Regions from separate parts of the Homo sapiens genome. Here region 2 is linked to region 1. Evidence: read pairs that join two places in POLR2A ChIA-PET (ENCODE). Cell type or tissue: PC-3. All regions are shown on one strand. Links, peaks and the distances in the headings refer to the core of each region. The heading gives the core; the rest is flanking DNA.

Region 1 (12,663 bases), core at 3,903-6,402:
AAAACAAAACAAAACAAAACAAACAAGCAAAAAGCATCAGTAATTTTAAAAGTCTGCTCACAAAAATGTACCAAAGTGAGTTTTAGCACATTTTCTAAGGTACAGATAACCTTGCTGTTTCTGAGATTAGAAATAGAGAGGACTCCTTAACTAATTTTATGCAGCTAGTATATGCTGGTTATTTATTTCTCAGAACATTAAAGTGGTTGAAAAATACTGAAAAGTAGCTGTTTTAAAACTCACATTATTTCAGGTTTAAATATTTTGTATATACACAGACCAGAATTTAGTATAACTTTATGTGTTCGGGTTTCTGTTTTGTTTTTTTTGTTTTTGTTTTTTTGAGATGGAGTCTCACTCTATTGCCCAGGCCAGAGTGCAGTGGTGCGATCTCAGCTCACTGCAACCTCTGCCTCCTGCCTTCAAGCAATTCTCCTACCTGTCTCCTGAGTAACTGGGATTACTGGCGCCTGCCACTACACCCGGCTAATTTTTGTATTTTCAGTAGAGATGGGGTTTCGCCACATTGGCCAGGCTGGTCTTTTCCTGATCTCAGGTGATCCACCCACCTTGGTCTCCCAAAGTGCTGGGATTACGGGCTTGAGCCACTGCCCCGGCCTGTGTTTTTGTTTTTTTGAGACACGGTCTTGCTCTTTGCCCAGACTGGAGTGCAGTGGCATGATCATGGCTCACTGCAGCCTCGACCTCCTGGGCTCAGGCTATCTATCCTTCCACTTTGGCTTCCTGAGTAGCTGGGACTAAAGGTGTGTACCACCATGCCCAGCTAATTTTTTTCTATTTTTTTGTAGAGACATGGTCTCACTATGCCGCCCAGGCAGATTTCAATCTCCTGGGCTCAAGCGATCCTCCTGCCTCAGCCTCCCAAATTGCTGGGATTACAGGTGTAAGCTATCATGCCTGTCCTACTTTTCTGGTTTTAATAGAAACAAATTCATTAGTATTTTAAAAATCTGTTAATTTTTAAAAATACTCATGATTTACTTACGAAAAAATTAACCACTAAAAATACATGAAAACATGTATATTTTCCCCTTTATCTTAGATTTCAATATGGCTCATCATGTCATTGCTAATGCCTAACTCTATAGCTTAAATAACTGGGCTGTAGCTTTGGCTGAGATGAATACTTTTTACATATTCAGCCTATTTTCCACCTTTTCTTTTCTGTGACTCTTTTCAGAGTCGGTAACATCTCAGGATATAGTACACAAGTAACTTAGTTTGCTATCTTGTGTCGGTAAACAACTTACATTAAAACTTAGTCCCAACCTTAATGTTCATCAGCTGATGAACGGATAAGCAGAATTTGGTATGTTTGTACAATAGAATATTCATTCACCAATAAAAAGAATGAAGTCCTGATACATGCTGTAACACGGAGGAAACTTGAAAACAACCTAAGTGAAGAAAGCCAGCCCCAGAAGACCACATATGTGTAATTCCATATATATGAGATATCCAGAATACGTAAATCTAGAGAGACAGAAAGTACATTAGTGGTTGTCTGGGCCTGATGGTTGCAGAGACTGGGGGAGAAACGGGGAGTGATTGCTAATGGGTATGAGATTTCTTTTTGTGGTGATGAAAATGTTCTAAAATTGTTCACGGTGATGGTTGCTATTGTGTCCGGAATTGGTGGGTTCTTGGTCTCGCTGACTTCAAGAATGAAGCCATGGACCCTCACGGTGAGTATTACAATTCTTAAAGATAGCGTGTCCTGAGTTTGTTCCTTCTGATGTTCGGACGTGTGCAGAGTCTCTTCCTTCTGGTGGGTTCGTGGTCTCACTGACTTCAGGAGCGGAGCTGCAGACCTTTCTGGTGAGTGTTACAGCTCTTAAAGGCGGCCTGGACCCAAAGAGTGAGCAGCAGCAAGATTTATTGTGAAGAGCGAAAGAACAAAGCTTCCACAGTATAAAAAGGGTTCTGAGAGATTGCCTGCTGGCTCCGGTGGCCTGCTTTTAGTCCCTTAATTGGCCGCACCCAGATCCTGCTGATTGGTCCATTTTACAGAGAGCTGATTGGTCCGTTTTACAGAGAGCTGATTGGTCTGTTTTGACAGAGTGCTGATTGGTGCATTTACAAACCTTCAGTTAGACACAGAGTGCTGACTGGTGCGTTTACAATCCTTTAGCTAGACACAAAAGTTCTCCAAGTCCCCACCTGATTAGCTAGACACAGAGCGCTGATTGGTGCATTTACAAACCTTTAGCTAGACACAGAGTGCTGATTGGTGCATTTACAATCCTTTAGCTAGACAGAAAAGGTCTCCTAGCCCCCACCCGACCCAGAAGCCCAGCAGGCTTCACCTCTCACTATCAGTATGGGCCCACGGATTTTTTTTTTTTTTGAGTCAGGGTCTCACTCTGTCACCCAGGCTGGAGCACAGTGGCTCACTCATAGCTCACTACAGCCTTGAACTCCTGGGCTCAAGTGATCCTCCTGCCTCAGCCTCCCAAAGTGTTGGGATTACATGCATGAGCCACCACACCTGGCTGGATTATTTTTTATTCAATATATTATAATCTGTTACATAAATGTAGTCATTCATTTTAATTTCAAATATTTCCTAATTTGACCAGGGAAGCCCCTTCAAGCTGGCTTAGATGTCCTCTTGGCATGGTGTCATCAATTTATAAGCACTGCTTTACTTTAGGCACAAGAAAATGTTCCAGAATCACTTCATATTTTCTTTGACCTGGCCCTGAAATCAGCCATTTTTCCAAGGAGTGTTGTTCCTTTGAGTGGGAAATAGTTTTTAGACACCAAGATCTGGGTATTAACTGTGTTCATTGCCACTGGGATGAGTTGTCAATATGAATATACATAGTATGAATATATGATGTTAGAGGTATCAGTGTAAATTAACACACACTATGCATATACATACATACATACATACATAATTATACCTCTAATTCCAATTCTATTCCACACCACAGGGTTCTTTTTCCCCTTCTGGGGTTCTACTCTACCTGTAGGCCCATTAAGGCCCTTCTAAGGAAGTGATATTAGAGATGAAATCTGAATAATATTTAAGAGTCAGCCATGCCCAAATTTGGAAATAGACCCTTACAGCCAGAAGGAAGAAATACAAAGACTTAAGGCAGAATTAAGTGTGGTATGTTTAAGAAACGTAACAGCCGGCTGGGTGCGGTGGCTCATGCCTGTAATCCTAGCACTTTGAGAGGCTGAGGTGGGAGGATCACCTGAGGTCAGGAGTTTGAGGCCAGCCTGACCAATATGGAGAAACCCCTGTCTCTACTAAAAATACAAAATTAGCCAGGAGTGGTGGTGCATGCCTGTAATCCCAGCTACTCGGGAGGCTGAGGCAGGAGAATTGCTTGAACACGGGAGGCAGAGGTTGTGGTGAGCTGAGATTGCGCCATTGCACTCCAGCCTGGGCAACAAGAGCGAAATTCCATCTCAAAAACAAACAAATAAACAAAAAACCATAACGTGTGGCTGGAATGTATCGAGTTACGGGGGAGAAGGGTTTGAAATGAAATTAATGAGGCAGGAAAGACTTGCTGCATACAAAACTGTACAGGATATAATGAAGGATTTGAAATTTATTTACTTATTTTATTTTTACAGACAGGGTCTTGCTCTGTCTCCCAGGCTGGAGTGCAGTGGCACAATCATAGCTTATTGCAGCCTTGACCCCTTAGGCTCAAGTGATCTCCTGCCTCAGTCTCCTGAGTAGCTGGGACTATAGGTGCAGGCAACCATACCCAACTAATTTTTTTATTTTTTGTATTGATGGGGTTTCACTATGTGGCTCAGGATGAGCTTGAATTCCTGGCCTCAAGCAATCCCCCACCTCGGCCTCCCAGAGTTTTGGGGTTACAGGTGTGAGCCATGGCTCCCAGACTGGAATTTTAGTACAATAGGGAGGCATTGGAAGGTTTTGAGGAGATTGCGGTAATCTGATTTATGTTTAAAAAGATTACTTTGGCCGTTGCATAGAGAATGAATTGTTGAAGAAAAAGCAGGGAGATACTTATAAGACTTACAGTAATCTAGGCAAGATAAAATAATGACTTGAATTAGGGTAACACAGATGAGATAGAAGAGAACAAATCTGGGATCTATTTTGGAGGTAGAGATGGTTGGACTAATTCTGAATTCTCAAATGAATTCTGAAAATTCAAATGAATTTTGAATTCATATATCTACTATGTACTATGCATCGTGCTAAATCCTGGGGATAGAAACATTGAAAAGATACAAGCCTTACTTTTAAGGAGCTCATAAAACAGTAGAGGGGATAGATATACAAATAATTATAATACTGTATGATGAACACAGAATTAAGCATGAGGTAAAACACAGGTCCAAAAGAGGAAGAAATTTACTGCCCGAATGCAGAGAGTAGTTACATAAATCTTCACAAAGGAGCAGAGAGCTGTCTTTTACAGGATAAAAAGGTAGAAAGTAAAATAGGTGTAGGTGCATGAAACAGCTTGGTGAATTCCAAAAACCCTTTAGGATGAATGAAACCTAGAATTTAAGAATGGGTTTAGTCTCAGGTGGAAGCAATTGAGGAGGTTTAAGTGAGAAATGATAATATTAGATTTGCATTTATGAAATATCACTCTGACCTTATAAGGAAAATGATAGATTTGAGGAATAATGCAAAACCAGAGGTAGGAGGAACTTCCACTTCCAGCCATCATGCAATAACAGGGACTGTTCTACTTAATTAGAAACCCAGAAAAAATTATGAAGCAATGTTTCTGGACATTGGGTAACAGGCATTGCAGGACTATCAACCCTAAGATACAGGAAGTAAATGAAGTGAACCCTTGAGTTCCCGACTTACTGCCTGGAGGAAGTTTCCACACGGCAGATAAGGAAAGAGGAATTTAAAGAGTCTGGTGGTCTAGTTGAGTTGAGGAGACAATCACTGGAGTTTGGGGAGGCTAAGACAGCTAGTACTGGTGAGGCAGACTGTCAAAGAGGAGGGAACTGCAAAAAGAAAGAGCTTTGGAGAACTGCAGAGGATTCTCCCTGAATCTTTGGCTGAGGACTGATCTGTGCACATGTATGAGGAAATTATCTGAAGCTAAATATTGGAAAGCAGCAGGCCAAACAATTCCGATAGCTTACCCAGGGCTGGGAATATTTTGTGTGCAAAGCCGGAGTGGGAAGACAAAATAATATATAGTGGATCGGATAGAGTCCTCAGAAGGGGAACACCTTAGTAGTGGAGCTAAATTTTGCTTAGATTAAAGGCTGATCTGGACCCAATCTAACAATTTTTTTTTCTCTGTTGCCCAGGCTGGAGAGCAGTGGCACTGTCATGGCTCACTGCAACCTCCGCCTCTGGGGTTCAAGCAATTCTCCTGCCTCAGCCTCCCGAGTAGCTGGGAATACAGGTTCGCGCTACCACACCTGGCTAATTTTTGCATATGTAGTAGAGATGGGGTTTTACCATGTTGGTCAGGCTGGTCTCGAACTCCTGACCTCAAGTGATACTTCTACCTTGGCCTCCCAAAGTGCCGGGATTACATGCGTGAACTACCGCGACCAGCCCCAATCTAACAAATCTTAAAAGCAAGACTCAAAAGGATCACACTGATTCTATGTCCTTAAAATGTTGACAAAGTCCAACATTATTTAAATAATTTTTAAAAATCCGCCAATGATGGATTTTTGTTGGTGTTGTAAGCAAATACACTCAACAATGTAAAAACCACATTGTCAGCCAGGCGCAGTGGCTCATGCCTGTAATCCAGCACTTTGGGAGGCTGAGGCAGGTGGACCGCTTGAGGCCAGGAGTTCAAGACCAGCCTGGCCAACATGGCAAAACCCCATCTCTACTAAAAATACAAACATTAGCTGGGGGTGGTGGCCCACACCTGTAATGCCAGCTACTTGGGTGGCTGAGGCACAAGAATCACTTAAACCTGGGAGGCAGAGGTTGTAGTGAACCAAGATGGCACCACTGTACTCCAGCCTGGGTGATAGAGTGAGACCCTGTCTCAAGAAAACCAAAAAACCAAAATATCCCGCAATGTCTAGTATCAGATAAGAAATTACCAGGCAAATGGAGAAGCAGAAAAATATGACCTTTAACTAGGAAAAAAATCAATCAAAAGAAAGACAGAAATGACAGAGATGATGGTATTAGCAGACACAGATTTTAGAACAGCTACTGCAAATACACTTCATAATTCTGAGTAAGGTTGCTCTCAGAAAAAACTATATTTATATAAAAGTATATCTATCTATCTATCTATCTATCTATCTATCTATCTATCTATCTGTCTATCTATCATCTTAAAACATAGGCCACAGGAACTGGCATTTTACTTGGTATAGGAATTTAATGAGAACCAAATCACAAAAATATCAGATCTCCTTTTGAGGCTATGGATAATCAGGCTGTTCAGACAATCACCACTTCCAGTGCCTGTTATGTGTTAAATTTAGATAACTACCATTTAGATGCTAAAGAAAGAAGAGGAGATTCAAGTTTCTTAATGATGCTGTTGGTCTTTTTCTTATATTATTGTTTTGGTTTTGTGATTTTGGTGAATAATTTAAGTTCAAAGTCACCTGTGGCTTCTAAGGAAAAAAATAACATCCTGAAAGGCAGAAATTATTTGAACATATTCTCACATGCCCCCTTTAGTTTCGTTTCTAGCAACATGTCTGTAGACCTAAGCTAACTTGACATTGCAATAATCCATCAGGCTTTAAGGATTTTTAGTGAGTTTTTTATATTTAAGTCTTTCTATAGAATTCTTTATAAAACTTTACCTAATTCTTGTTTTTGCTTCCTCAGAAACTCAGTTTTTGTTACACCTGCCATCCTTTACTGGATTTTTCTTTTGATTTGTTGTTGATGTTCTAGCAATGAGCATCATACTTTTATCTCCACCTTAAGAGACCGATGCAGAACGTAAAGCAGAAGCAGTGAACATGAAAGTGGCTGTGGGATTCAGAGACGAAATCCATGTGTCTTTTTCTCTATAGAATTGAAGGATTGACATTTCTCAGTAACTACCTGGCAAAATACGTGTTTTCATAATGTTGAATTTGCCTCTCAGGGAAAAATGTTTCATAAAACACTTGAAAGATACTTATTTTGAAATTAATTATAAAACATTCATGTTTTTATCTTAGGACTGAATTCAAAGGGAAATGCTTCTTTGCCTTTTAAAAAATTGTTTGACTTTCAGCTTTCTGTAGTTACGATTAAAGCAGAAGTGATGGGTGCTATTTCCTGGTTCTGCAATGCTTTACTTTGCCTACTAAGTGATTTACTTTCAAACCTCATTACAGATAATCTTACTAAAAGAGTTAACACGCACTCTGCTAAAAGGTGTTTTACTGTTTTCCATGAACAGCATTGTATGAACAATGTTTTATGAAATGCTGTCTTTTTGTCCTGTAGATTGCCATATCTGTTATGTAGTTATCATATTGCCAAGTCTTTTGTTTTTTTCCTCTAAAAAATCCTCAGACTGGCCAGGTGCGATGGCTTACGCCTGTAATCCCAGCACTTTGGGAGGCCGAGGCAGGCAGATCACAAGGTCAGGAGATGGAGACCATCCTGGCTAACATGGTGAAACCCCGTCTCTACTAAAAATACAAAAAATTAGCCGGGCGTGGTGGCACACACCTGTAGTTCCAGCTGCTCGGGAGGCTGAGGCAGGAGAATCACTTGAACCTGGGAGATGGAGGTTGCAGTGAGCCAAGGTTGTGCCACTGCACTCCAGCCTGGGCAACAGAGCAAGACTCCATCTCAAAAAACAAAATCCTCAGACTCTGTGTCAATCTTCCACATTCTGAATATTATAATACTTTGGCTGTTTCTGTAGAAAGAGCACTTGCAAGTGTGTGTCTTGAAATACCCTCTTGTGTTTGTGTGATGTTAGGTTGTTAACTTGAGATCTTTCTAGCTTTCTGATGTGGCCATTTAGAGCTATAAATTTTCCTTGTAACACTGCTTTAGCTACATCCCAGAGGCTCTGGTACATTGTATCTTTGTTCTCACTAGTTTCAAAGAACTTTTTGATTTCTGCCTTAATTTCATTATTTACCCCAAAAGTCATTCAGGATTCTTTTTTTTTTTTTCAGAGACGGAGTTTCACTCTTGTCACTCAGGTGTGATCTTGGCTCACTGCAACCTCCGCTTCCCATATTCAAGTGATTCTCCTGCCTCAGGCTTCTGAATAGCTGGGATTACAGGTGTGTGGCATCATGCCCCACTAATTTTTGTATTATTAGTAGAGATGGGGTTTCACCATGTTGGCCAGGCTGGTCTTGAACTCCTGACCTCGGGCGATCCACCTGCCTCTGCCTCCCAAAGTGTTGGGATTACAGGTGTGAGCCACCGCACCCAGCCAATTGAGTGAATTTCTTAATCTTAAATTCTAATTTGATTGCACTGTGGTCCAAGAGACTGTTTGTTATGATTTCAGTTTGTGTTTGTGTGCTTATGTGAGTTCTGTCTAAGAAGTCAGATAAGCTCTGGAAGCTTCGTTGTATGTGTCTGCATATGACTGTGTATCTGGGTTATACTGGCAGGCAAAATCCTGCTCTTAGATGGGGTGGCTGAAAGATAAAGTTTCCTGAACTCTACTTGCTGTGTATGTACCCCATTCATACTTCAGAGAGGTGGAATCATCTACAACACTGCATTTCTTGTAATTGTGCTGTTGCTGGTATAAAGTCAAGTGCCTTCAATGCTTAAGGCTCAGATATTTTCCTTAAACTGATTTCAGGTCCTGTGAAAGTGTTTTCTACAACCTGTATAACCAGTACTTTCTAAAACTTGTTTATACTTCAATAGTACCTGTGATTAAAAAAATTTTTTTCTTATTTTTGTTATTGCCTTTTCCCACAAGTTCTAATACATAGTGATTTTTAAAGAAATATATACTATTTTGGCCAGGCGCAGTGGCTTACGCCTGTAATCCCAGCACTTTGGGAGGCCGAGGCGGGCAGATCATGAGGTCAGGAGATTGAGACCATCCTGGCTAACATGGTGAAACTCCGTCTCTACTAAAAATACAAAAAATTAGCCAGGCGTGGTGGCGAGTGCCTGTAGTCCCAGCTACTCGGGAGGCTGAAGCAGGAGAATGGCATGAACCTGGGAGGCAGAGCTTGCAGTGAGTGGAGATCGCGCCACTGCACTCCAGCCTGGGTGACAGAGCCAGACTCTGTCTCAAAAAAAAAAAAAAAAAGAAATATATACTATTTTAACTTAGGTATCTTCAAACTTGCATTTGTCTGTGCAAAGCATTGTAAGCTGATACATTTCTCACTCACTCTCTCTCTCTTTTTTTTTTTTTTTACAGGTGTGCACCACCACGGCCAGCTATTTATTTATTTATTTATTTTATTTTTAGTAGAAACAGGATTTCACTATGTTGGCCAGGCTGGTCTTGAACTCCTGGCCTCAAGTGATCTGCCTGCCTCGGCCTCCTGAAGTGCTGGGATTACAGGCATGAGCCACTGCGCCTGGCCCTCGCTTTTATTCTTTTAAAAAATAATTTGCTATTTCAAGTAAAAATAATAATGATGTAGTGTGGCGTTTTAAACAAAAGTAACAGTAAAATGCATGACAACAAAGCACAAAGAATGGTGGGGGGAAATGACATATACTCTTGTAAGATACTTACACAATGTACTATATGCACTAGATACAGTCATGCATTGCTTAACAACAGGGATATGGTTTGAGAAATGTGTCATTAGGTGATTTCATCATTGTGCAAACATCATGGAGTGTACTTACACAAACCTAGATGGTATAACCTACTACATACCTAGGCTATACAGCATATAGCCTATAGCTTCTAAGCTACAAAACTGTATAGCATGTTAATGTACTGCATACTGTACAAAATTGTAACACAATGGTAAATATTGGTGTATCTAAATGTATTTAAACATAGAAAAGGCAATATGTTGTGCTATTATGTTATAATGGGTACAACATCACTAGGCAACAGGAATTTTTCAGCTCCACTGTAATCTTATGGGACCATGGTCATATATGTGGTCCATTGTTGACTGAAAAATTATATGGTGCATTACTGTATACAAAATGTATACAAATATACTATAATAGCATTTTAAGGTAAACTACTATAACTTAAAGACATATCATACAATTATGGTGATATGTCATTCTTTTCAATTCTCTTTCTTAGTTTCCACATCTGCTGTGAGGCCAATCAATATTGAAATAAGAACAGGGCATCATGGATTTTCTTTTGCCTGAAATTCAGCCATTAGATAAATTTACCACCCCTTCTTGCTTGCTAGGACCTAGAAGGGTAAAATTTTTAGATATTGGTTTGATCAATGGTTGGAGGCCTTTAGAGACTGTAAAACTGGAACACTGCTTTCAAGATAGTAGGCTGATCAGGCGTGGTGGCCCATGCCTGTAATCCCAGCTACTTGGGTGGCTGAGGCAGGAGAATCATTTGAACCCAGGAGGAGAAGGTTGTGGTGAGCTGAGATCGTGCCACTGCACTCCAGCCTGGGCAACAAGAGCAAAACTCCATCTCAAAAAAAAAAAAAAAAAAAGATAGTAGACTGATTACATATGACAGTTGCCCTCAATAATATGCTTGAGAAATAATTGAAAAACTACCGAAAAAAAGTAGAAAGTTCTGGTAATGACATAATTGCTTATACTGAATAAATTCTCCTGCAGATAACGATTATGAACTGAAGGGCCACTAAAACAGAGCAGAAGCTGGAGATTTGGCATTTGAAAGAAGGAAACAATAATACATTAGTTAAGATATATGTTTAATAGGCTTTCCCACTTAGGATATTCCCGACTTTCTGTAATACCTGGAGGCTAGATCTGAAAGCAGAAAGCTAGAGTCTTATTGACCTGAGGAATTAGAAAAGGAATTTCAAACTGCCAGAGCGCCTGGAAATTAAGGAAGGGAGAAAATCCTAGAAAGGAGGGAGATGTGGATGTCAGAGCCCCAAATTTGTATATAAATGCCCCTCAAATCCTTGGCTCACTTTTGAACTGTACATGCATGGGTGAAAATCCAAGGGATCTGGAGAAAACAACAGCTGGGAACTGAAAGAGCCAAGCAGACGCTTCAGCTGTTGTCAACCACAGTGGAGACAGACTTTAATCTTTAAAGACTTACTTGACTTGAATAAGAGGAAAAGCTCTAGCTCTGATAAATATGTCTGACTTGAGCTACCACAGTATAGAATTGTGGCTCCTCAACCACTTCGCAGATTTGAGCCGGTTCACAGGCCCAGATCCCTTTGGATAAAGAATGGGTTTTGAAGAAAGACCCTGCCTCTCTGTTTGAAATTTACACTGTAAATCTTTCTCCTAGGCTCTCCACAAAAGCTTTGCAGCCATTTACCAGAGTGACAGTTTATTAGGCTAAGGGAAATAAAAGCTAGATTTTTCTTATGGATTACTAGATAATGGTTGTGGACTGACATAATTCCTGGAGACCTAAAATGTCACAGTGGTCTTCTAGTCAAAACAGAGGCTTATGGAGGTCAGGTTATTAATGGAGTTTTGGTTTGGGTTCATCTCAGTGGGCCCATGGTTATTACTCCAGTTCCAGAATGTGTATTTGAAATAAATGTACTTAGCAAATGGCAAAATCTCCACACAGGTTCCCTGACCCGTGGAATGAGGGTTATTGTGGTAGCAAATGCCAAATGGAAGCCACTAGAATGGTTTTCCCTTTCACAATAGTAAACCAAGAGCAATACCACATAGATTGTAGTGATTAGTGTTGCTTAAGGGATGCAGAGGTGGTGATTTCTGCCACATCTTCTTTCAACTTGCCTATTTGGTCTGTGGAGAAAATAGATCTTAGAAAATGAAAGTAGATTGTTGCAAATGTAATCATGTGGTTCTTCCAACTACAGCCACTGTTTCAGGCATTGATTCATTGCTGGAGCAAAGAAACACATTCTTTTGAATCTGTTATCCAGCTACTCCACTGGCAAATGCTTTTCTCTCTCTTCCTGTTATTATAGACTACAAGTAGTAGTTTTATTTCACCTGGAAGGATCAGCACTGCACCTTCACTGTTCTACCTCAGGGCTGTATTACCTCTCTAACCCTCCGTTATGTTATAATCTGGTCCAAATGGGTCTTGATCCATAGGATATTTTTGAGATCATCCTGACTGGAACTGGTGAGCAAGAATTACCAGCTACTCTAAACAAGTCAATAATATAATGTGTGCCAAAGGGTGGAAATAAATACCAAAAAATTCAAGAGAGTGTTGCCTCAGTAAAATTACTAGGCATCGAGTGGTCTGGAGCATGTTCAGATATCCTTCCAAGGTGAAAGACTAGTTTCTGCATCTGACTCCACCAACCACCAAGAGGCACAATGCTCAGTGGGCTGCTTTGGATATTAGAGGCAACATACACTTAGGCACCAAGAGGCGCAACGTCTAGTGGGCTTCTTTGGATATGGGAGGTAACATATACTTCTTTAACTGTGCTACTCTGACTCATTTGCTGAGTAACCCGAAAGAGTTCTTCTAGTTGTGAGTGGGGCCCAGAAGAATAGAACACTCTGCAACAGGTCCAGGCTGCCATGTCAGTAGTTCTGCCACGTGGGCCATATGACCCAGCATATCCATGCTTCTTGAAATGTCTATAGCAGATAGGGAT
Region 2 (12,663 bases), core at 9,663-12,162, 110 kb after region 1:
CAGCCTGGTCTCCTGATCTCAAACAATCTGCCTGCCTTATCCCAAAGTGCTGGGATTACAGGCAGGAAACACTATGACTGGCTGTGACTGGCAGGGGACTTTCTTTTTAATCTTTGTATTCCTTGGTTTGTTGAAGTGTTTCATACATTTTTGTTGAAGGATAAATTACACTGTCTTCATTCTCTTCATGGTCTAGTGAGGATGCATAAATAATTCTAGGGGGAAAAAGCAGGGTGTTAAGGAATCAGGTTAGAAACATATTCCAGGTAAAGTAATAGTTAAGAATCCTAACGGGTGTGAATAGAAGTAGACTGCAGAAAACAGGAATGTGTGCCACAAATAGAGTGGCACCACAATCAAATATTAATGTATGCCAAAAAATTTAAAAAGAAGTGCCTATTATATACACATTATATTAACACATTTAAATAATTTTTTAGTATTTTTATGGGCCAGAGACTTAACATCATTCTATGAGATGGGTAATTATTATCTCCAGTTTACACAGAAACAAAGTGAATGAATACGGACATAATCAATACCCTGCCCACATCCTCTTGCCCACCATTAAGGCCACCTGCAGCTTCAATGGGAGTTCCCATGCATCTCATGCCAATGGCTTCAAATCTCAACTACTTATCTTTCTGGCAGCAAGAGCATGCTGCTCAAGGGAAGGCTGCCAAGGGAAGTACCAGAGAATTACATTCCCAGGAGTAACCCTCAACCACTGAGAGAAGGGAATTGGTATATCTCAGTTTTCTTGCCCCTCAGTGGAATAATTCTGAGTTCTGTTTTATATAGTCTTTCAGAGGGTCTCCAGTAGAATTGAGTTCCAGTTGCCCTCAGTAGAAACCTTATTTTTTGACACAATTTTTATTGGCTTTCCTCTCTTACCAGTCTCACTTCCTTACCATGCTTCCCAAATAAAGTTCTCTGTATCCTAATTCTTGTCTTAGGGCCATAGTTGTGCAGGAGCCCAATTTAAGACAAATAAATTGCTTAAAGAGATACACAGCGAATAAATAGCTTAGATTCATGTGTCCACACAGCCTACACTCCATTATATTTATACTACCTTTTAACTTGTTTTGAACATTCTTTTTCCAATTCATTAGGCATGTTACATTGGCTGGCAATTATATTCATATGTTGCATAAACTCAGAGGGTGGGACTATAGAAATTCAAAAGTGAAATACTAACTTTGAACACACATCACTTTTGACAGTGAATAAGATGGATCCCATTTTGAAAAACATTTGATGGATTATACTAACAGAAAATATATTCAGGCTGAATTGGTTGCTTTTATCATGTTCTGTGCTTATGTTTCATATGTTAAGTTTCAGCAAATCTTAATTTTGGAATAAGTTAGCCTTGATATTACTTTTTACCCCTAGTACATTTCATTACCATTACCCTGCAAAAATGAGGTCATCCCTAAAGGACAGGCTCCTGACTTCTACCTTAATTAGCATGTGGTGGGAAATAAGTTTCTTTCCAGAAAGTGTTCAGATATAAGGAAGTGGGGAATGAGGATTATGTCATTATTCCAAAGACCATTTTGGAAGGGTGAGAATAAGGCAACTTTTCTTAGTTTTAGACTTAACACTTTCTCCTTTTAAAAAGATTTGAGCCTTTCCCTTACAATCAGTACAAGGGATCCTTTATTGCAAGCCGCAGGCGTCAACTAGAGCACAGACTCTTCAAGTGACTCTAGATCAGAGAGAGGAATGCCATTGACTCCAAATCCCCAAAGCCCAGTGGATGCCAAGGAATGGGAGCAAGAGAAAACGAGTGAAAATTGGTGCCATGTTGCTAACTCAGACCTGCAAATAGGAGACTCCACGTAGGCCACCAACCCCCATAGGAGCAAAAAGAGCGGGGGCCATTTTTCCCCCTAGTACGTTCGAAGCTTGCTAGGTGGCAGTAATGGAGAGTGAGGACTGAGGACGAGTGAGGAGTGGGAAGACCAACCAGGCCAACTCATGAGCCTAGAGGTGACGGGCGTGCCCAGAGCTTTCGCAACTGGGCGGTGCCTCTGCTACTGGCTGGAAGCCAGAGCCTCGCGCCCGAAGCCAGGCCAGGCCTGGAAGCCAGAGTCTCTGGAAAGCCGGGACTTGAAGGCAGGAAGCCTGGGGCTCGGGGGTCAGAAGCTGTCGCCTCTTTTGGAATGGTTAGCTGAAGTTGGCGCCAGGCTTTAGTTGGATGTAACTTGACGGAAGGGGACCAAGCCCTCCACTGTGCTCCCAGCGGTCTCCTTCAAGTCAATTGCCACAGTCCCAGATCCAGACTCAGGTTTTTTTGAGGTAACCTGTTTCCGCAGCTCGCCAAACCCGGTGGTGTGTCAAGTCTTCGTCTTGGAGAATTTCGCCTTTGCCCTTCCTTCTAGGCAGTGGCTACAGTGAAGAGCTTTAGGCTGAGTTTCCCCAGGACACACTGTAGTTGAGTCACTTACTATTAGCATTTAATTCAGCAGCATGTAGTAGATTTATATGTGCATCCAAGTCGTGAAACAAAGGTCAGTTTGACTTTGCATATTAACTTTGGCATAGTAATTTAATTTTTTTCAACCAACATGTGGTACTAAGAGTCTTTGTGCCAAATCCCAAGGAAATGAAACATAGTTCTTGGTCTCAGGGAGCACCCAAATTAGGTAAGAATGCTCAATTCAAGCACAGGAATACTTCTTCATAGGTGTTAAATTCAATGAGCATTTATTAAGCATCCATGAGTATTAAGCTCTGTGCTAGTTATTGGACATAGGAAGTTGAATCATTCTTCGTCCTAGTGCTCTGAGCTCACAGTCTTGGTGGGGGAAAGGGAAAGAGCAGAAAACGATTACCTTTAAAGGTACAAGACAAACACTGATAAATGCCACTACCCAGATTTAAACAATTGAAAGTACGGGAGACAGAGAACTGAGTTATATGTGTAGAGGGAATTGGAAAGGCTTTGTAGAGGAGGTAACATGAGTGAGCTGGCCGTGGAAGGAGAGGTTATGTTTATAAGTAGAGTTCTGGCTTAAGTACTTTCTAACAGACCTTACTTGAGGGCTTTGCTCCATTTTTATCTTTTATTTTCTCTGGCTGTCTAGTCTACTTTGCCATCCACCAACCCAGCCCTTTATCTGTTTTCTTGGAACTAGCCTAGGCTAAGTTATCACATTTACAAAGGATAATTACCTTTTATTTAAAAAACTTATTTCTGCAGGGACAGTATTTGTGAAGAAAGAATTTTCATTTTTTAGAATTTGTTTTAGCCAAGTCAACAAAGCAAGGTTCCTGTAGCCCATCTGTTAGAACACAAAAATAGCCTCACTGTGTAGAAACAGATGTTTAAAATGGTATTCATTAAAATGGATTCCACCTGTAATAGAAAACAGACAGTGTATGCAAAAGGAATGTTGTAAGCTGGCAGTACTCGCTATCACTTTCCATTCTGTTAGGAATGTATATTTCTGGGTAAAATCTTCCTAATAGGAATATGCTTCTGGTTTTAGTGTCTAGTGATAGGGTTATTAGTCATATTGAAACACAATTACCCTAGACTCCTTAGGAGGATAAAAGTCATGGGAAAAAATACCTCTAGAGTGAGTGTCTTCTTACCAATGAACAAAGTTATCTTTGATAGAAAAGTCATGACTACCCTATATTAGTGACAGAAATTAACATTTACCAATTACCTTCTGTGTCAGGTGCTTTGTTGTTCACTTTTAGAAGAATCCCATAATGGAGATATTATCCTTATTCTACAGGTGAGGAATTTGAGAATGTGCAATAAATTAAATAACTTGCCCAAAGTCACAGCTAGATTAGAATCCAAGACTCACATTCCTAAGCCAAAGTGCTCTTTCCACTATTTTGTTGCCAAATGCCAGGAGTTTGGCCTAGGTCTTATTGCTCTCCATATAGAAAGCCAATCACTGAGAAAAGGAATATTGCCCAGGAAGGAAAGCTTTATTGCAGATGACATCAACCTAATAATTAAATCTGTCTCTCCTTAACTGGCTAAAATTATGGGCTTATATAACAGGGAAGGAAAACAGGAGGGACAAGGAAGAGGAGTTGGTCAACAAGGAGCAGGTGCCTCTCATTGTTCAGGTGTGGTGATCTGGAAAGCCTCAGCTCCCTGCTACCATCTGGGAGGCCTGATGGTGGTTTCCTGAGAAAGAAACTCAGATAAGACAAATGTAAATTTCTCAAGCTTAGTTTTATGGGAAAATTGGGCTGGTTTTAATTTCACATTGATTTTGCAACAGTGGAGGCACAAAGAGTCACCTACACTTTCAAGTGGAGTATTTGGGATGCAAATCCAGGTCTATCTGATTCCAAAGCTCAAACCTGTGTCCCTCTTCTATATATTTTTGGTCTTTGCCTCTAGTTCATTTAGCCCCATTTATGTCATAGAGGAAAAGCAGACACCATCTAGTGGAACAGACAGAGTTCTAAATTATAATTAGCAAGCCCAGGCTAGCATTTATAACTGTAAGCAGCTCAGAAAAACATTATGCAAACTGGTGAAAATACATGAGCCATTTTTAACGGATATCAAGGGGAGATTACTTCTTATTACTTCTTAAATCGTAGTCTTTCATTCATTGATCCAACAAATAATTGTTGATTTCTTACTTTGTGTGAGGCATAGGAGTAATCAGACAAAAGTTCCTTCTTCATGGAGTTTGCATCCTGATTGGTGATGCAGGCAATAAGATAAATATAAATAATTTATTTATTTTTCCTTGCAAAAAAAGATAAATATAAATCAGAAAAATATCTTGCACATTAGTTGGTAAGTGTTGAATAGAAAAATAATAGGGGCTGGGTGCGGTGGCTTACACCTGTAATCCCAGCACTTTGGGAGGCTGAGGCTGGCGGATAATGAGGTCGGGAGATCGAGACCATCCTGGCCAATATGGTGAAACCCCGTCTCTACTAAAAATACAAAAATTAGCTGGGTGTGGTGGCGTGTGCCTGTAGTCCCAGCTACTTGGGAGGCTGAGGCAGGAGAATCACTTGAACCCGGGAGGCAGAGTTTGCAGTGGGCTGAGATCATGCCACAGCACTCTAGCCTAGCGACACAGCGAGACTCCATCTAAAAAAAAAAAAAAAGAAACAAAGAGAAAGAAAGTAGGGACCAGGCATGGGGGCTCATGCCTGTAATCCCAGCACTTTGGGAGGCCGAGGTGGGTGGATCACTTGAGGTCAGGAGTTTGAAACCAGCCTGGCCAACATGGAGAAACCCTGTCTTTACTAAAAATACAAAAAATTAGCCAGGCATTACGCGCCTGTAATCTCAGCTACTCGGAAGGCTGAGGCAGGAGAATCGCTTGAACCCAGGAGGCGGAGGTTGCAATGAGGTGAGATTGTGCCACCGCACTCCAGCCTGGGCAACAGAGTGAAATTCCATCTCAAAAGAAAAAAAAGAAAGAAAGAAAAAGAAAAAAAGAAAGAAAAGAAAGTAGGGAATGGGGGTAGGCAGGCTATGGTGGGGACTGTTGCAATCTTCCCTGTGGCCAGGGAGGACAGTGTCTAAGGAGCCAAGCAGAGATTTGTAGGAAATGTATTCCAATGGATGAAATATCAAGCGCAGACTTGACATAGGTGTGGCAGGAACCGAATATGGGAGGCATAGATATTAAGGTAAGGTTGGAATGATAATGAAAGGAGATTCAGATCATGAAGGGTCTTGTGGGTTGTCATAAGGACTTTGACTTTTACTCTGAGTGAGATGGAAACTATTGAAGAATACTGAAATAATGAGTGACCTCATCTGCCTTCTATTTTAACACGATCAGTTTGGCTGCTGTGTTGGGAATACAACGGTGGAAGAAGCATAGACACCAATTAGGAGGGTATTGCAGTGAGTAATCCAAGTGAAGGATCCCCAACAAGACCTTGGAGAAAGGGATAAAGCTGAGGTCAGGGTAATTATTCCCCTGGATTTCTTCTTACAAGATCACCTGGTTGTATCTCTTGACAAAAGGCTATTCCTCTCAAGATAGCTAAATTTACAAAATTATTCCTTTTCAAATTATAACCTCCCTTTCCTTGTCTCTTTGGGCCTAGGGGTGGTGGCATCTTGGCTACTACAGGTATTGAGCTTGGCATGATTGAACTATCCCTAGAGGCTTGCCTACACCTGTATCTTGTAGGTAGCTCCCATAATTCCCACATGTTGTGGGAGGGACCCCGGTGGGAGATGACTGAATTTTGGGGGTGGGTCTTTCCTGCACTGCTCTTGTGATAGTGAATGAGTCTCACTAGATCTGATGGTTTTAAAAATGGGAATTTTCCTGCACAAGCTCTCTTTGCCTGCTGCCATCCACATGAGACGGGACTTGCCTCTCCTTGCCTTCCACCATGATTGTGAGGCTCCCCCAGCCACGTGGGACTGTAAGTCCAATTAAACCTCTTTATTTTGTAAATTGATCAGTCTTGGGTATGTCTTTATCAGCAGTATGAAAACTGACTAATACAGTAAATTGGTACCGAGAGAGGGGTATGGCTGAAAAGATACCTGAAAATGTGGAAGCGACTTTGGAACTGGGTAACTGGCAGAGATTGGAACAGTTTGGAGGGCTCAGAAGAAGACAGGAAAATGTGGGAAAGTTTGGAGCTTTTTGAATGGCTTTGCCCCAAATGCGGATAGTGATATGGACAATAAGGTCCAGGCTGAGGTGGTCTCAGATAGAGATGAGGAACTTGTTGGGAACTGGAGCAAAGGTGACTCTTGTTATGTTTTAGCAAAGAGACTGGTGGCATTTTGCCCATGTCCTAGAGACTTGTGGAACTTTGAACTTGAGAGAGATGATTTAGGTATCTGGTGGAAGAAATTTCTAAGCAGCAAAGCATTCAAAAGGTGACTTGGGTGCTGTTAAAAACATTCAGTTTTAAAAGGGAAACAGCATAAATGTCTGAAAAATTTGCAGCCTGACACTGTCATAGAAAAGAAAATCCCATTTTCTGAGGAGAAATTTAAGCCAGCTACAGAAATTTGCATAAGTAGTGAGGAGACAAATGTTAATCCCCAAAACAATGGGGAAAATGTATGCAGGGCATGTCAGAGGTCTTCATGGCAGCCCCTCCCATGGTAGGCCTGGGCGCTTAGAAGGAAAAAGTGGTTTCGTGGACCAGGCCCAGGGTCCCCGAGCTGTGTGCACCCTAGGGACTTGGTGCCCTGTGTCCCAGCCACTCCAGCTATGGCTGAAAGTGGCCAATGTAGGGCTTGGGTTGTGGCTTCAAATGGTGCAAGTCCCAAGCCTTGGCAGCTTCCACATGGTGTTGAGCCTGCAGGTACACAGAAGTCAAGAATTGAAGTTTGGCAACCTCCACCTAGATTTCAGCAGCTGTATGGAAACGCCTGGATGCCCAGGCAGAAGTTTGCTGCAGGGGTGGGGCTCTCATGGAGATCTTCTGCTAGGGCAGTGTGATAGGAAGCTGTGGGGTCAGAGCCCCCACACAAAGTCCCTACTGGGGTACTGCCTAGTGGAGCTGTGAGAAGAGGGCCACCATCCTCTAGACCCCAGAATGGTAGATCCACTGATTGCTTGCACCATGTGCCTGGAAAAGCTGCAGACACTCAATGCCAGCCCATGAAAGCTGGGCTGGGTGAGGCTGTACCCTGCAAAGCCACAGGGGCGGAGCTGCCCAAAACCATGGGAACCCACCTCTTGCATCAGCTTGACCTGGATGTGAGACTTGGAGTCAAAGGAGATCATTTTAGAGCCTTAAGATTTGACTGCCCCGCTGGATTTCAGACTTGCATGGGCCCTGTAGCCCCTTTGTTTTGTCCAATTTCTCCCATTTGGAATGGCTGTATTTACCCAATGCCTCTACTCCCATTGTATCTAGGAAGTAACTACCTTGCTTTTGATTTTGCAGGCTCATAGGCAGAAGAAACTTGCCTTGTCTCACATGAGACTTTGGACTGTGGACTTTTGAATTAATGCTGAAATGAGTTGAGACTTTGGGGGACTGTTGGAAAGGCATGATTGGTTTTGAAATGTGAAGATATGAGATTTGGGAGGGGCCAGGGGCAGAAGGATATGGTTTGGCTCTGTGTCCCCACCCAAATTTCATTTTGTAGCTCCCATAATTCCCATGCGTGTGGGAGGGACCCAGTGGGGTATGATTGAATTATGGGGGTGGGTCTTTCCTGCGCTGTTCTTTTGATGATGAATGAGTCTCACTAGACCTGATAGTTTTAAAAGTGGGAATTTCCCTCCACAAGCTCTGTTTGCCTGCTGCCATCCACATAAGACAGGACTTGATCCTCCTTGCTTTCCACCACGATTGTGAGGCTTCCCCAGCCATGTGGAACTGTAAGTCCAATTAAACCTCTTTATTTTGTAAATTGACCAGTCTCAGGTATGTCTTTATCAGCAGCATGAAAACAGATTAATACACTAGGATTAAATCAAAAGGACACAGACCCAAACTTGAAGTGGTTCCCACTCCAGATATGAGATAAATTTAGCCTCAATAAGGATCATAATCACAATAGAGTGAAACTCATCAAATCCATGAGTTCATAATGATAGAAAAATTGCTCACAATTAGAAAATAATAGGAAACAAATGTGTTACCTTGAAAACCAATAAAGGGAAAGATCAAAAATTTATCCTGCCTTTCCCAAGCTGGGCACAGTGGCTCATGAATGTAGTCCCAGCACTTTGGGAGGCCAAGGCAGCTGGATCACCTGAGGTCAGGAGTTCAAGACCAGCCTGGCCAACATGGTGAAACCACGTCACTATTAAAAATACAAAAATTAGCTGGGTGTGATGGCACGCACCTATAATCCTAGCAACTCAGGAGGCTGAGGCAGGAGAATCACTTGAACCTGGGAGGTGGAGGTTGCAGTGAGCTGAGACTATGCCACTACACTCCAGCCTGGGCGACAGAGCGAGACTCCATCACACACACACAAAAATTATCCTGCCTTTACTACATGAACTATACCATTGGATAACCAAATAATAGGTGAAGAGAAGCATCACTTTATTGAAGTATTTCAACTAACGAAATAGAAGTGTTAGCATTAGAAGGCTGGGTGCAGTGGCTCACGCCTGTAATCTCAGCACTTTGGGAGGCCAAGGTGAGTGGATCAGTTGAGATCAGGAGTTCGAGATCAGCCTGACCAACCTGGTGAAACCCTGTCTCTACTAAAAATACAAAAACATTAGCTGGATGTGGTGGCACAGGCCTGTAGTCTCAGCTACTCGGGAGGCTGAGGCAGGAGAACTGCTTGAACCTGGGAGGCAGAGGTTGCAATGAACCAAGATCACACCACTGCATCTCAGCCTGGGTGACAGAGTGAGACTCTGTCTCAAAAAAAAGAAAAAAAGAAAGAAAAAGAAATGTTAGAATTAGGATACCACCACTTTGAAAGTCCCAGTAAATTAATGGCTATAAGTATTCAACAGCAATAATTGTTCACATCACAACCAGACATGATGTGCCTCTTAATGAAAGACCACAGCACTATATTGTTTGGCCAAAGTGAATGACCCTGAGTCTGCTCAAACCTCTGGGTTTAGCTGTCAACTTGCAAGAAATAGAGGATTCAGAGAAACACAATGAATTGCATGCTCCTCTGACATAGTTTTAAGGGTGTCATTTTCTAATAATTCATTAAGCTACACATTTATATGTTACTCTTTATCTGTGTTTTATTTTACAGTAAAAAACAATAAACAAAATTTCCCACCATGCTTGGTAGGATTGCCTTTTCCTCCTTGGAAAGTCTCTCAGTTTTTGTTCTATGTGTGTGTGTGTATGTGTGTGTGTGTGTGTGTCTCTGTGTCCATGTATCTAACTATATACAGTTGACCCTTGAACACTATGGGGATTAGGGACACTGACCCCATGCAGTTGAAATCCACATATAACTTTTTTTTTTAAGAGACGGGGTCTTGCTCTGTCGCTGAGGAAACTGGAGTGCAGTGCATGATCACGGCTCACTGCAGCCTTGACCTCCCAGGCTCAAGTGATCCTCCTACGTCAGCCTCCCGAGTAGCTGGGATCACAGACGTATACCACCACACCTGGCTAATTTTTGTATTTTTTGTACAGATAGGGTCCAGCCATGTTGCCCAGGCTGGTCTTGAACTTCTGGACTCAAGCAATCTGCCCACCCCAGCCTCCCAAAGTGCTGGGATAATAGGCATGAGCCACTGTGCCTGGCCACATATAAGTTTTGACACTCTAAAAACTTAACCAGTAGTAGCTTTTGACCTGATTTGACACTCTAAAAACCACTAATAGCTTTTGACCTGAACCCTTATCGATGACATAGTCAATTAACACATATTTTGTGTTACATGTATTATATACTGTATAGTAATTAAGCAAGCTAGAGAAAAGAAAATGTTATTAAGAAAATAATAAGGAAGATAAAAAGTATTCACTATTCATTAGGTGGAAGTGTATCGTTAGAAAGGTCTCTATCCTACTCACATTGGGTATGCTAAAGAGGTGGGGTTGGTCTTGTTGCAGGGATGGCAGAGGTGGAAGAAGATCTGTGTATAAGTGGATCTGCACAGCTCAAACCCATGTTGTTCAAGGCTTACATGCACACACACACACACACACATATATATACACACATGTATGTATGTATGTATGAATATTAGGCTGCTTATGGTGGTAATAACATTTGGGACAAACAAGAATGTGACTGAAGAACTTGAAATCTGGGGAATGAGATGTCCATATGGAGGCTTTGAAAAGCTTTGACATTTACCTGGAAATTCTGAAGGCTACTCACATACATAGGACTGTGGACATGCCTGAGCTATGGGCATGGTCAGAAAAGACTTGAGAAGGCCCTAAGCTCTTACCTCTGACTGACCTTGAGTCTGCACAAGGAGGAATTTACAGCTAAAGCAGAGATGTGAACTACCTGCCTGAGTGTTAAAGGTTTGCCACAATGTGCCCACAGGAACTCTTAGCAAAGCCTGGGAGACTTATGGAGACTTATTTGTTCTAGACATTTGAGGAAATTTCTGCAATTCTTAGCTGATGACTAAGCAAACTGAGCAGATACTTCAGTGACCACACTTGAAAAAGGATAGAGACTTTATAGAATTAGTCCAGGAAAGTTACTAAGAAACAGCAACAACAACAAACAAAACAAATAAACAACCAGCAATATTAATAAACCCTGGGATGGGAGAGAGTCTGATTTCCATAGTTGTTACATTATATTATGTAAAATGACTATTTTCAACAGGAAATTATGAGACTCAAAGTAGGGCCCATATATTGGGAAAAAAAAAGCAGTTAATAGAAACTGTCCCTCAGAAAGCCTTGATGCTAAACTTACAAGGCCAAGTTGTTAAATCAGCGATATTAAATGTTTGAAGAACTAAAGGAAACTATGTATAAAGAACCAAAGGAAAGTATGAAAATGATATAAAACTTAAGAGAGAATATCAATAAAGAGATAGACATTTAAATAATTTCTTTTTAAATAAAACAACCAAATAGAAATTCTAGAGTCAAAAAGTACTGAAACAAAAAAATTCACTAGAGGGTTTCAAGAGCATATTTGAAAAAGAATCAGTGAACCTGAAGATAAACCAATTGAGAAAATCTGGTCTGAGAAAGAGAAAGAAAAAAAGATTAACAAAGATGAAGAGAACCTTGCAGATCTATAGGATACCATCAAGCATGCCAATCTATGCATAATGGTAGTCTCGGAAGAGAGAAAAAGGAGCAAAAAATATGCTTGACAAAATAATGGCCAAAAACTGCCAGCGTTTGATGAAAAACATTAATCTATACATCAAAGAAACTCAACAGACTCCAAGTATAGTTGACCCTTGAACAACATGGGTTTGAGCTGTTCAGGTCCACTTATATGGAACTTTTACTCACCTCTGCCATCCCTGAGATGGCAAGACCAACCCCTCTTTTTCCTTCTCCTCTTTAGCCTACTCAATGTGAAAACAGAGGGGATGAATTCCTTTCTGATTACCCACTTAATGAATAGTAAATATATTTTCCTTATTATTTTCTTTTCTCTGGCTGGCTTAATGGTAAAAATACAGTATATGATACTTATAACATTAAAAAAAGTGTTAATCAGCTGTTTATGTTGTCAGTAACATTCTGGCCAATAGTAGACTATTGGTAGTTAAGTTTTTGGGAAGTCAAAAGTTGTATGTGGATTTTTTTTCTACCCTCTTCTCACAGGTATGTATATGTGGATGTTTGACTAGTGGGGTCGGCACCCCAACCCCTCATGTTGTTCAAGGTTATACTGTAGTATAAATGCAAAGAGATGCACACCTATACACAACATAACCAACTGGAAAACCAAGGGCACAGAGAGTATATTGAAAGCAGAAAGACAGAAGCAGCTCATCATCTCTGAGGTATTCTTGATAAGATTAACAGCCAAATTCTTTCCAGTAACTTTATGAATATAAACTATTGTTATGAATATAGACTATCAGAATGATTCCAGCTCCATATAAAAATATTTATGGACCATGACAAAGTGGAATTTATTCCATGAATACAGGCTCAGCATACATTATCATATATCATATTAATAGAATAATGGACAAAAGCCAAACAGTCATGTCATAGATATGAAAAAGCACTTGAGAAAATTCAACACACTTTAATGATTAAAAAAACAAACAAGAAACCTGGAAT

Evidence for each region. ChIA-PET counts read pairs that join two places held together with the same protein. Peaks named below come from ENCODE experiments on the same cell type or tissue, not always from the same donor. Only the 100,000 strongest peaks of a DNase experiment are listed, where the experiment ranks them.
Region 2: POLR2A ChIA-PET joins it to region 1 with 5 read pairs; 4 of 35 experiments call an interaction of 5 or more read pairs at or near these places.

What each region holds. Positions count from the first base shown.
Region 1 is chr1:51,167,590-51,180,252 of GRCh38, reverse strand. No RefSeq gene overlaps it. Among named protein-coding and RNA genes, the nearest start is that of LINC01562, 61 kb to the left of the region's middle. In PC-3, for the core only: no CTCF peak of the experiment used is centred there; no DNase peak of the experiment used is centred there.
Region 2 is chr1:51,061,629-51,074,291 of GRCh38, reverse strand. No RefSeq gene overlaps it. Among named protein-coding and RNA genes, the nearest start is that of MIR6500, 7.9 kb to the right of the region's middle. RefSeq lists enhancers at 1,617-2,117, 2,118-2,618. In PC-3, for the core only: no CTCF peak of the experiment used is centred there; a DNase peak (open chromatin) is centred at 11,011; H3K4me3 peaks cover 439 bases; H3K27ac peaks cover 2,293 bases.